Regions from separate parts of the Homo sapiens genome. Here region 1 is linked to region 2. A link is an interaction called in ENCODE POLR2A ChIA-PET data of the cell type or tissue named here. Cell type or tissue: Panc1. All regions are shown on one strand. Links, peaks and the distances in the headings refer to the core of each region. The heading gives the core; the rest is flanking DNA. Region 1 overlaps LINC02015 (long intergenic non-protein coding RNA 2015). Region 2 overlaps LOC107986053 (a long non-coding RNA gene).

What was found. Peaks named below come from ENCODE experiments on the same cell type or tissue, not always from the same donor. Only the 100,000 strongest peaks of a DNase experiment are listed, where the experiment ranks them.
Region 1: POLR2A ChIA-PET joins it to region 2 with 15 read pairs; 1 of 35 experiments calls an interaction of 5 or more read pairs at or near these places.

Annotation. Positions count from the first base shown.
Region 1 is chr3:177,874,067-177,879,444 of GRCh38, forward strand. All of the region lies in intron 1 of LINC02015 (long intergenic non-protein coding RNA 2015), which reads left to right. Among named protein-coding and RNA genes, the nearest start is that of LINC02015, 60 kb to the left of the region's middle. In Panc1, for the core only: no CTCF peak of the experiment used is centred there; no DNase peak of the experiment used is centred there; H3K27ac peaks cover 1,105 bases.
Region 2 is chr3:177,242,786-177,248,163 of GRCh38, forward strand. All of the region lies in intron 2 of LOC107986053 (a long non-coding RNA gene), which reads left to right. Among named protein-coding and RNA genes, the nearest start is that of TBL1XR1, 48 kb to the left of the region's middle. In Panc1, for the core only: no CTCF peak of the experiment used is centred there; no DNase peak of the experiment used is centred there; H3K27ac peaks cover 1,678 bases.

The sequences.
Region 1 (5,378 bases), core at 221-5,220, 630 kb after region 2:
GTCTATATTTTAGCAAAACTGGGTTCACAGTACATAATTGCAAAGTAAATCCTTGTTGATTGATAAAAAATTTAAAAATTGTCTTTTGCATTATGTAGAATTTTATTAGAAATGTGGGTTAGTGAGGGAGGATGGGTTGGAGTAGCAGTTTTAAACATGTTAGCAAGACCTTCACAAATCCCAAGAAATAAAAGTAGAGCAGGAAGATGCGGTCTTTTTACCAGGTGACAGTCATAATATTTGTAAAATAGGGTCATATCTTAACCATGTTGAATTTTTCTGTGTTTAATAACACCTAGCAGAAAGTTTAGTGTATATTTGAGGAATTAAAATAACCAATTTTCTATGGCAAACCCCATTTAGCAAGATCAAATTTTATACTTTAACTATTTTTTCAAATGTTCTTTTTTGTGTCCCAAAACAAGTTATTCAAAACATAAATTGACCCCCAAAAGGAATACATGAGTTTGAAGTAGGGAGATTCAAATTACATATTGCTAAGAAATACTTTCAGATAACTTGGTTTCTCAACTCAAGGAATATGCTTCTAGCTTTTCTTCTTCTTCTCCTTCTTCTCCTTGTTCCCCTTCTTTTTCTTCTCTTTCTCCTTCTTCTCCTTCTTCTGCTTCTGTTTCTGCTTCTGCTTCTCTTCTTCTTCTTTTTTTTTTTTGAAATCTTGAAGGAATTAGTACCTATTTCCATGGAATTAGCCCAATTTTCTTCCTCTTCCTGGTATTGAGTATGCTATGTTAAAATAAAGAGGAGGCTGGGCACAGTGGTTCATGCCTGTAATCCCAGCATTTTGGGAGGCTGAGGCAGGTGGATCACCTGAGGTCGGGAATTTGAGACCAGCCTGACCAACATGGAGAAACCCTGTCTCTACTAAAAATACAAAATTAAGTGGGCGTGGTGGTGCATGCCTGTAATCCCAGCTACCTGGGAGGCTGATGCAAGAGGATTGCTTGAACCCGAGAGGCGGAGGTTGCAGTGAGCCGAGATTGCACCATTGCATTCCAGCCTGGGCAACAAGAGTGAAACTCTTTCTCAAAAAAAAAAAAAAAAAAAAAAAAAAGAAGAGGAAAGAGATCTCAGGCATGGATACACAGGTTCATGTTGGGAATGGCTAAAAGTAACACTGGTTAGCAGGTTTGAAGTTACTTCCAATTCTCTTTCTCATTCATTCAAAATGTTCATTGGGGAATGGTATAACAAGACAATGTGCTCAGTGCTAGTCATAAAAATGAACAAAGGAAAGTTAGTACCCTCTAAGAGATCCACAGGCCAGTGGAAAAGACAAAATGAATAACTGAATACATAACTGAATATATGATTATAAGCATACTCCATTCTATTATTGTTTATAAATTAATTTCTGTATTAATCATTATAACCATATACAGGGCATCTGTCTGGTGTTTTACAGATGTTGTTCTATTTGTACCTTCAAAGTAGGTGTTATCCTAATTTCAGAGCAGTGGAAACCAAGGCTTAGAGAGGATATACCACAGACATGTCTAGGATGTAGTTAAGATTTGAACTCATTCTGTCTGACTTTCTAGTCCTCAGTCTTTCAACCAGAGCCCTCTACCATCTAAGACGGACTTTAGCCAAACTTTTCAGCCTGCAGTATGAATGCATAACTTTGTAACCATGCCCAGGGTAAAAAACTTCAAAGGAGCTTGAAACTGATTTTCCCTTGTTTTGGTAATTTGTATTTTATTCTTTCTTAAACTCGGATAAATAAATAATCACCAAACACACAGAGGAAAAAAATCAGATTTGTTTTGTGTTAGCCATATGTTTCCATTTAAAATATCATGTTGGGAGAGGATGGTGGTTAGGAGCAGCAGGCATGTGGTGATTTTGCACATAATGGCACATGCTGGGTCTGTGTTCTGACAGGAAGTTTCAGCTTCTCTTTGAAGCTGTGCTTTCTACTTAGTGGAGTCATGCAAAGGCTTTCTTTGTCCCAACTTCAATTCTATAGCAACCAGAGTAGATGATTGGCCTGGGCACTAAGAGCCTCGTGCACAATTTAGTGTTGTAAACGTGTTGGCTCTCTGCTATGCTGAAGAGACTGAGCTAGCTGCTGGGAGGGCTACAGTTCCTTGGTCCCTTGCTATCCTGTAGCTTGCTTTCTGGTGGGGGAAAGCCTCCTATGACGAGGGATATATTAAGACTAAGAGAAGTCAGAGCATAATGCTCTAAGAGCGTGACCTCCAGTAATCTCAAAGGAGTACTAATTGTCAAGGGGAAGCTCACTTTCAGGCAGAAGCATGAAGAAAGGAAAGCAAAATTTATTGACTGTACTATGCAATATTGCTTACTCCTCAACACAACAATGTGAGGGATGTGCACTTCTTGTATTTTTTTTTTTTTTTTTTTGAGATGGAGTCTCACTCTGTCACCCAGGCTGGACTGCAGTGACACGATCTCTGCCCACTGCCACCACTGCCTCCCAGGTTCAAGCAATTCTCCTGCCTCAGCCTCCTGAGTAGCTGGGATTACAGCCACCATACCCAACTATTTTTTAAAAATATTTTTAGTAGAGACAGGGTTTCACCATGTCAGCTAGGCTGGTATCGAACTCCTGACCTCAAGTGATTTGCCTACCTCGACCTCCCAAAGTGCTGGGATTATAGGTGTGAGCCACCATGCCTAGCCTTGTATATTTTTTGTTTAAAAAATGAGATAAGTGTAACTGAAAATTAAAAATGTGTTAGAGCATATACAATGAAAAATAACTCCTCATCTCACTTCAATCTCTTAGTCTATCCCCAAGAGCAAGCAGAGTAAAAGATTCCTGTTTATTTTCCTGGTAATATTCTAATTAAATGTATGTGCATTTCATTGTATGCATCCTTTATTTCTATACAAATAAGAGTACACTAAATACCCTGTTCTGGACCTGACAGTTTTCCCTCAACAGCATATCCTAAAGTACTTTAAGTGACAATAGGTACATATGGCTTCACCTGTATATTTTTGTTTGTTCGTTTGTTTATGGCTACATAGTTTTCAATATATACGTTGGATTTTTGACAGACCAATAAATAGTGTCCCTCTATCTCTGCCCCCTTCCCATGGGTTCTGAAGAGTTTGAGAAGGAAAACAAATAGTTGGCATAAGGAGGCCACAAATTTAATTTTATTGCAGATAGAGGCAAGACTAGAAGTTAGAGTTTTGTGTGAATAGTCAAGCAGGCTTGTTATTACTGAAGCTGTGTATGTAGATCTTGTTGTGTAGCCTACAGCAGTTCCCAAAATGAAAAGTACAGTTGGGACAAGATCTACCAGTCAGATAAGTGATACCACCTTCTCACAGGTGGAGTGAGTCAAGGGCAAAAGCAAGATCATCAGGGTGCTTTAAAAACTCCTTTGCACAAAAACCTGAATAGAGTAGAAGGTACTCCTCTCTAACTGTATAGGCGGAGAGCATCCTTATTTAGCTAGTCCCCTGTGGATGGTAGTTTAGGTTAGTTCCATTCCTGCTACTGAGCATGCATTTTTGTTATTCTTTTTCTTTTCTTTTTTTTTTTTTTTTTTGAGTCTCACCCTATCACCCAGGCAGGAGTGCAATGGCGCAATTTTGGCTCACTGCAACCTCCACCTCCCGGGTTCAAATGATTCTCCTTCTCCTGCCTCAGCCTCCCAAGTAGTTGGGATTACAGGTGCCCGCCACCATGCCTGGCTATTTTTTGTATTTTTAGTAGAGACGGGGTTTCACCATATTGGCCGGGCTGGTCTCGAACTCCTGAGCTCGTGATCCGCCCACCTCAGCCTCCCAAAGTGCTGGGATTACAGGCGTGAGCCACCGCACCCGGCCTGTCATTCTTTTTTTTACAGAAAAAGAAACTGTGGTTCTGTGAGTTTAAGTGTTCATGGTTACACAGCTAATGAGAGGGGGAGTCAGAATTCTGATTCACATCTGACTTCAATTCCAGGGCTCATCATTTCTCACATCCTCTACTCACCCAATTACTAGCATCTGTATGGAAAATCAGTAAGAGTCTGAGTCCATTTTTACTAAATCAGTAACAGTCTGAGTCCATTTTTATTAAATCTTCTTATTGTTTTCCTCATAATCCCCATGTGAGGCAGTTGAAGCAGGAGTATGGTCTCTATTTTCTAGAAAAATAAATGGAGATTCAAAAAGGTTGTTACTTCTTTACTTAACATCACTAGTTAATGGCCAGGTCTAAGACTCAACCTCCTTTCACTTCAGACCCTTCTCCTGTATGTCAGAGAGCCTTGGACTAGCCAGTGAAATATGAATGCAGACCAAGGGATTAGTGTTATCGGTGGCACGTTGATGGGAAAGAGCGGTGTTTGCTCCAGGAGTGACAAGGAGTCTCCTTTCAATGATATCTAGATTATATCCTTTTTAGGCATCTGTGTTTGTGGTCTGTGTGTCAGAGCTTCCTGGGAAATGTCTAAAATGTAAATTCCTAGACTTCACTTAGACCTACAGACTATATGGAAAGAAAACCTGGAATCTGCATTTTAACAAGATACCTAAGATATTCTGATGGAAGTTAGTCTATGAATTGGGATGGAAGAACCCTGCTTTGAGGAATTTTAAAAAGTTTTGTTTTTTGGTATATAGTAAATGAGTCATAATCAGAATTGTGTCTTCAGGCAGTGTGTTATTGTGGAAAGAACATGGGCTTTGGCATTAGCTAAACTTAAATTGATTCCTCATTCTGCCATTTATTAGGTGGGTGAACTTGGAGAAGTTATGAGTCTCACTGAATCTCAGCCAGCTCACGTACATCACAGGTCTGCAATGAGGATTAAATGAGATGATGTATGTTAAGAGCCTGCCCTCAGGCTCTACAAATGTGACTTCCTCTCCATTTTGTTTTCTTCTAGTATTTTTTTCAATAATCTATCTCATCTTCTCCACCCATGATCACTCTGAAAGCAGTTTCTTGGTTTTATTTATCATCTCATTGCTATTACTTATGGTCCCTGCTATAGAAAAAAAGGACAGATGCCCAGCAGGGTCAGGTTTTCTTTAACCAGACTGCTGCATGCACAGGCCTTGTTACTCTACTCGTTCTGTAAGATCCATGGAGGAAGATAAGCAAAGCGCGTTTACCATGTGCCTTCTCAGAGGACATGTACATTTGTTAGTGAATTCTGAGTCATTAACAAAACGTTGCCTTAAAATGGTTTGCATTAAAATGAAATTTTACTTGTGTTCCTTAAATGTCTTGGAATGTGCTGGGACTGCTGTAGGCAAGCTTTGGAAGCAGGCCCTTCTCATTTTCCTGTTACCTTCCATCTCTCTGGGTTCAGTGGGCTTCAGTGTGTTCAGCAGCTACCAGGGCTCACCTAAGCAGCATTTAGGATCTTTCCTTTCTCTTGTTACAGCTT
Region 2 (5,378 bases), core at 246-5,245:
GGTGCGTGCCACCATGCCCGGCTAATTTTTGTATTTTTAGTAGAGACGGGGTTTCACCATGTTGGCCAGGATGGTCTCAATTTCTTGACCTCATGATCCACCGGCCTTGGCCTCCCAGAGTGCTGGGATTACAGGCATGAGCCACCACGCCCGGCCAGATTATACCTATTAATGCTTAAAGGACAAAAGGAGACAACAAGGATTTGAGACCAGAAAACATATTACCTTAAGTGAAACAAGCTTTATTATTTCAATTTATCAATTAAGACATGTTTAATCATGAGATTCTAACAAAAATCTGAGCCCTTGATTCAGAGATCATACTACCATGATAATATCTGCATTTTCAGTGGATACTTAACAATGTAAATGAATTAACACTTTCTATCAAATATCAGCCCTGTAATGGATGATTATTCTTACACAGTATTCTCTTCTGCACTCTCATTCTAATTTGTATCATCTGATGCAATAAACTCTTTGGCCCAGAATTAGTAATACAATAAAATCAAGCCATTTTAGAAGGCTCTTAAGGTGCTGAGTTGTTTTCTAGGTTGTACTTTACTTAAAACGTGATATTCCAGAACAGAGGTGCCAAAGGTTGCTGTTGCTGAGAGTCATTTATCTATAGCCTCAATAACAAAGCTAGTGTTAGATATGAAATCATTCATAATACTTCTCAGCAAAGAAAGTATACTCGAGGGCTCCAATTTAAGCCCTTATAGCAAAAAGAAACCGAAACCTAGAATTGGAATTGTCTTGATAGCCTCAATTTACTATTTGAGGGGTTGGAGTGGAAGAGATAGGATTTAATTCTCTTTCCACAGGGAAAGAGAAAACTGTCATGAAGTTAAAAAGTCATAGACCAAAAGTTCTTCCCCTTTCGTGAGGGGAAACTACCGTAATTCCCCCAAAGTGCAGAGACCTTCCTTCTCAAGTGAATGGAGCAGACAGAAACCATGCCAGCTTTGTTCCTTTCTCCTGGAATCCTAGGGGTGTGGAAGAAGTGGTGTGGTAGTAATTGTGTGGTTTTTTTTTTTTTGGTATGTCTTTGAGAAAAGGACCCTTGAAATATAGTGAGTCAGCCAGGCATGGTGGCTCACGCCTGTAATCCCAGCACTTTGGGAGGCCAAGGCAGGAGGATCACTTGAGGTCAGGAGTTTGAGACCAGCCTAGCCAACATGGTGAACCCCGTCTTTACTAAAAATACAAAAATTAGCTGGGTTTGGTGGCACGTGCCTGTAATCCCAGCTCTGTCTAGGTTCAGTCCTCCTGGGTTAAAGTGATTCTCCTGCCTCAGCCTCCACAGCAGCTGCGATTACAGGTGCCCATCACCGTGCCCGGCTAATTTTTGTACTTTTAGTAGAGACAGGGTTCACCATGTTGGCTAGGCTGGTCTCGAACTCCTGACCTCAAGTGATCCTCCTGCCTTGGCCTCCCAAAGTGCTGGGATTACAGGCGTGAGCCACCATGCCCAGTCTTTTGTTTCTTTTGAGACAGGGTCTCACTCTGTTGTCCAGGCTGGAGTGCAGTGGCACAATCATAGCTCACTGCAGCCTCGGCCTCTCGGGCTCAGGTGATTCTTCCACCTAGCCTCTCAAGCAGCTAGGACAACAGGCATACATCACTACGCCAGCTAATTTTTTTTTATTTTTTGTACAGATGAGGTTTTGCCATGAGTGCTCAAGCAATCTACCTGCCTTAGCCTCCCAAAGTGGTGGGATTACAGGCATAAGCCACCATGTCCAGCCCAAAGCTAGTTTTAAATACGTAGTAATACCACTCATCGAGCTGCTTGGTGATGAAGCCCCATTAAAATGACTCCTAGGCTCCAATTTAAACTCAGATAACAGAGAAACCTCAGATTGGAATTAGGGGAGGTGGAAGCTCTGCTCTGTGCAGTCACTTAAGAGACCTTCTTTCCGAAGTCTTTGCAATACCCAGGAAGTCAGAGCCCTCCAGCACAGCCTCAGATAAGGGACAAAAGAGAGTGGATGTAGAAAGCACACCTGTCAACTGCCATGGCCCACAAGTGCCTCCCATCGCCCTGCTCACAACGCACTGGAGAGAGAGCTCTCTATGGTCCCTTCCTAGATTCAAGGCACATGGGCTATGCAAGCCAGCAGTGTGCCCAGGAGGGCAAGAACATGGCAAATGGGAAGCAGCTAGCCAATCTCAGAAATTCTCAGTAAATATTTGTTAGATTAAATGAACTACTTCTTATGTATTATTATAATTTTTTTTTTGAGACAGAGTCGTGCTTTGTCGCCCAGGCTGGAGTGCAATGGCACAATCTCCGCTCACCACAACCTCCGCTTCCTGGGTTCAAGCGATTCTCCTGCCTCAGCCTCCCAAGTAGCTGGGATCACAGGCATGTGCCACTACACCTGGCTAATTTTTTTGTATTTTTAGTAGAGATGGTGTTTCACCATGTTGGCCAGGCTGGTCTCGAACTCCTGACCTTGTGAACCGCCTGCCTTGGCCTCCCAAATTACTGGGATTACAGGCGTGAGCCACCGGGCCTGGCCCTAAATGAACTACTTCTTTCTGACTTCTGTATATTGAAATGAATCATCCTAGACCTTACACTTAGACCTTGCTAAAGCTGTGGTAATAGCTCCCTGTTTATAGCTCCCGGAAAACATCTGTATGTAACAAGAAAGTCTTGGTGACACAATTCCTTAACCCAAGACAATGGATTGAGGATGGTGAGAAGGGAGTAGACCTGACCTATACCCTCTGAAGTGGCATTTATATATGCAGTACTTGACTATTGTGACTACTAATATATTTTTACCTCTCCGGGAACAGCAACTCCCATGAAGTGTGTATTATTTATTTAACACTTATGTAGCGCTTGTCCTCTTGCAGGAAATCTTCAAAGCATTTTACTAATGTGAAATGGTTGAATTCTCATAAGCCTATGAGGCACCGTTTAGCTCCATATTGTAGTCGGGAAAACTGAGGCACAGAGAAAACAGGAAACTGCCTAAGAATAATAGCTCATAAACAATGGGGCAGAGTTTCAAAACCAGAGAGTTGGGTTCCAAAGACTGAGCTCGTAACCACCATACCATGCTATCTGTCCTCATGTAAGCCTCTCCCTCTCTTTTGCCACGCTTGAGTTTGCACTCCGGGATATCATATACACAAGTACGGGTTTGGCTAACATTTTTATAGAGCCACTGCTCTTTCATATTGTTTCTAGTTGGCAGTTACAAATAGAAATGGAGCCTGATGGCCAGGCACGTTGGCTCACACTTGCAATCTCAGCACTATGGGAGGCCAAGGTGGGCAGATTACTTGAGGTCAGGAGTTCGAGACCAGCCTGGGCAATATGGTGAAGCCCCGTCTCTACTAAAAATACAAAAATTAGCTGGGAGTAGTGGTGCATGCCTGTAATCCCAGCTACTTGGGAGGCTGAGGCAGGAGGATGGCTTGAACCCGAGAGGCAGAGGTTGCAGTGAGCCGAGATTGTGCCACTGCCCTCCAGCCTGGGCGACAGAGCAAGACACCATGTCAAAAAAGAAAGACAGAAAGAAAGAAAGAAAGAAAGAAGGAGAGAACGAGAGAAAGAAAGGAAAAAAGGAAGAAAGAAAGAAAGAGAAATGGAGCCTTATAAACATACATTTCAGGCTCAACAATCAAATTCCAGAAATCGGCCGGGCGCGGTTGCTCACGCCTGTAATCCTAGCATTTTGGGAGGCCGAGACTGTAGATCGCCTGAGGTCAGGAGTTTGAGACCAGCCTGGCCAACATAGTGAAACTTCATCTCTACTAAAAATACAAAAAAATAGCTGGGCGTGTTGTCGGGCACCTGTAATCCCAGCTACTTGGGAGGCTGAGGCAGGAGAATTGCTTGAACCCGGGAGGCGGAGGTTGCCATGAGCTGAGATCGCGCCACTGCACTCCAGCCTGGGCAACAAGAGTGAAACACCGTCTCAAAAAAAAAAAATTCCGGAAATTCTTAATACATTTCCCAATTCATGTTATGTCATCAGACTTAAACAATGAAGAGAATTCCAGGCTCTAAGAACAAGCCTTTTATCCTTACCTTACAAATTATATTTCATTCATTCATTTATTCATTTTATTCAACCAATATTTATTAAATCCCCTCATAAGCCATAAGAGACAATTGTGAGCAAAATAGACGTTGTCCATCCTGTCATGAGCCTTGTGGCCATACTTGAATCAAATATGCTTACAAATGCACAGAAAATTACGACTGTAAAAGTTCTGTGAAAAAGTGTAATCATATAAATTTGCATGATGGGGAATGCAAATAAGTCTGAAGAGGCTTACTTCCCTAAAAATGTGACATTTGAGTAGGAGTTAAATAAGTTGAGGGAGGCATGAGAAGGGAAGACTATTTCAAGCAAAAGAAATAACCTTTGTAAAGGTTCTTCAAAAGGAAGAAGATAGTAGTTTGGAAGGAATTGAAGAAAGACAAATGTGAGAGGCAGTCAGTGAGCACAGGAGAGGGAGGCATAGGAAGATTAGGGTCCCAAGGGGGTTCTCAGGTCACAGTGAGGACTTTGGTGTTTTTCCAAGAGCGGTGGAAATCCAATGAAAGATTTTAAGTGGGAGGGGCCAGGCGCAGTGGCTCACGCCTGTAATCCCAGCACTTTGGGAGGCCCAGGCGGGCAGATCACGAGGTCAGGAGTTGGAGACCAGCTGGCCAACATAGCGAAACCCCGTCTCTACTTAAAATACATAGCGAAACCCCGTCTCTACTTAAAATACAAAAATTAGCCATGCGCGGTGGCTTACGCCTGTAATCCTAGCACTTTGTGAGGCCGAGGCGGGCAGATCACGAGGTCAGGATATCGAGACCATCCTGGCTAACACGGTGAAACCCCGTCTCTACTAAAAATACAAAAAAATTAGCCGGGCGTGGTGATGGGCGCCTATAGTCCCAGCTACTTGGGAGGCTGAGGCAGGAGAATGGCGTGAACCCGGGAGGCGGAGCTTGCAGTGAGCGGAGATCGTGCCACTGCACTCCAGCCTGGGCAACAGAGCGAGACTCTGTCTCAAAAAAAAAAAAAATTAGCTTGGTGTGGTGGCGCGTGCCTGTAGTCCCAGCTACTCGGGAGGCTGAGGCAAAAGAATCGCTTGAACCCGGGAGGCGGAGATTGTGGTGAGCCAAGATCGCGCCACTGAACTCCAGCCTGGGCAACAGAGCGAGATTCTGTCTCAAAAAAAAAAAAAAAAAGGCCAGGCACAGTGGCTCACACCTATAATCCCAGCACTTTGGGAGGCCAAGGCGAGCTGATCACCTGAGGTCGGAAGTTCAAGACCAGCCTGGCCAACATGGCAAAATCCCGTCTCCACCAAAAATACAAAAATCAGCTGGGCGTGGTGGCGGGAGCCTGTAA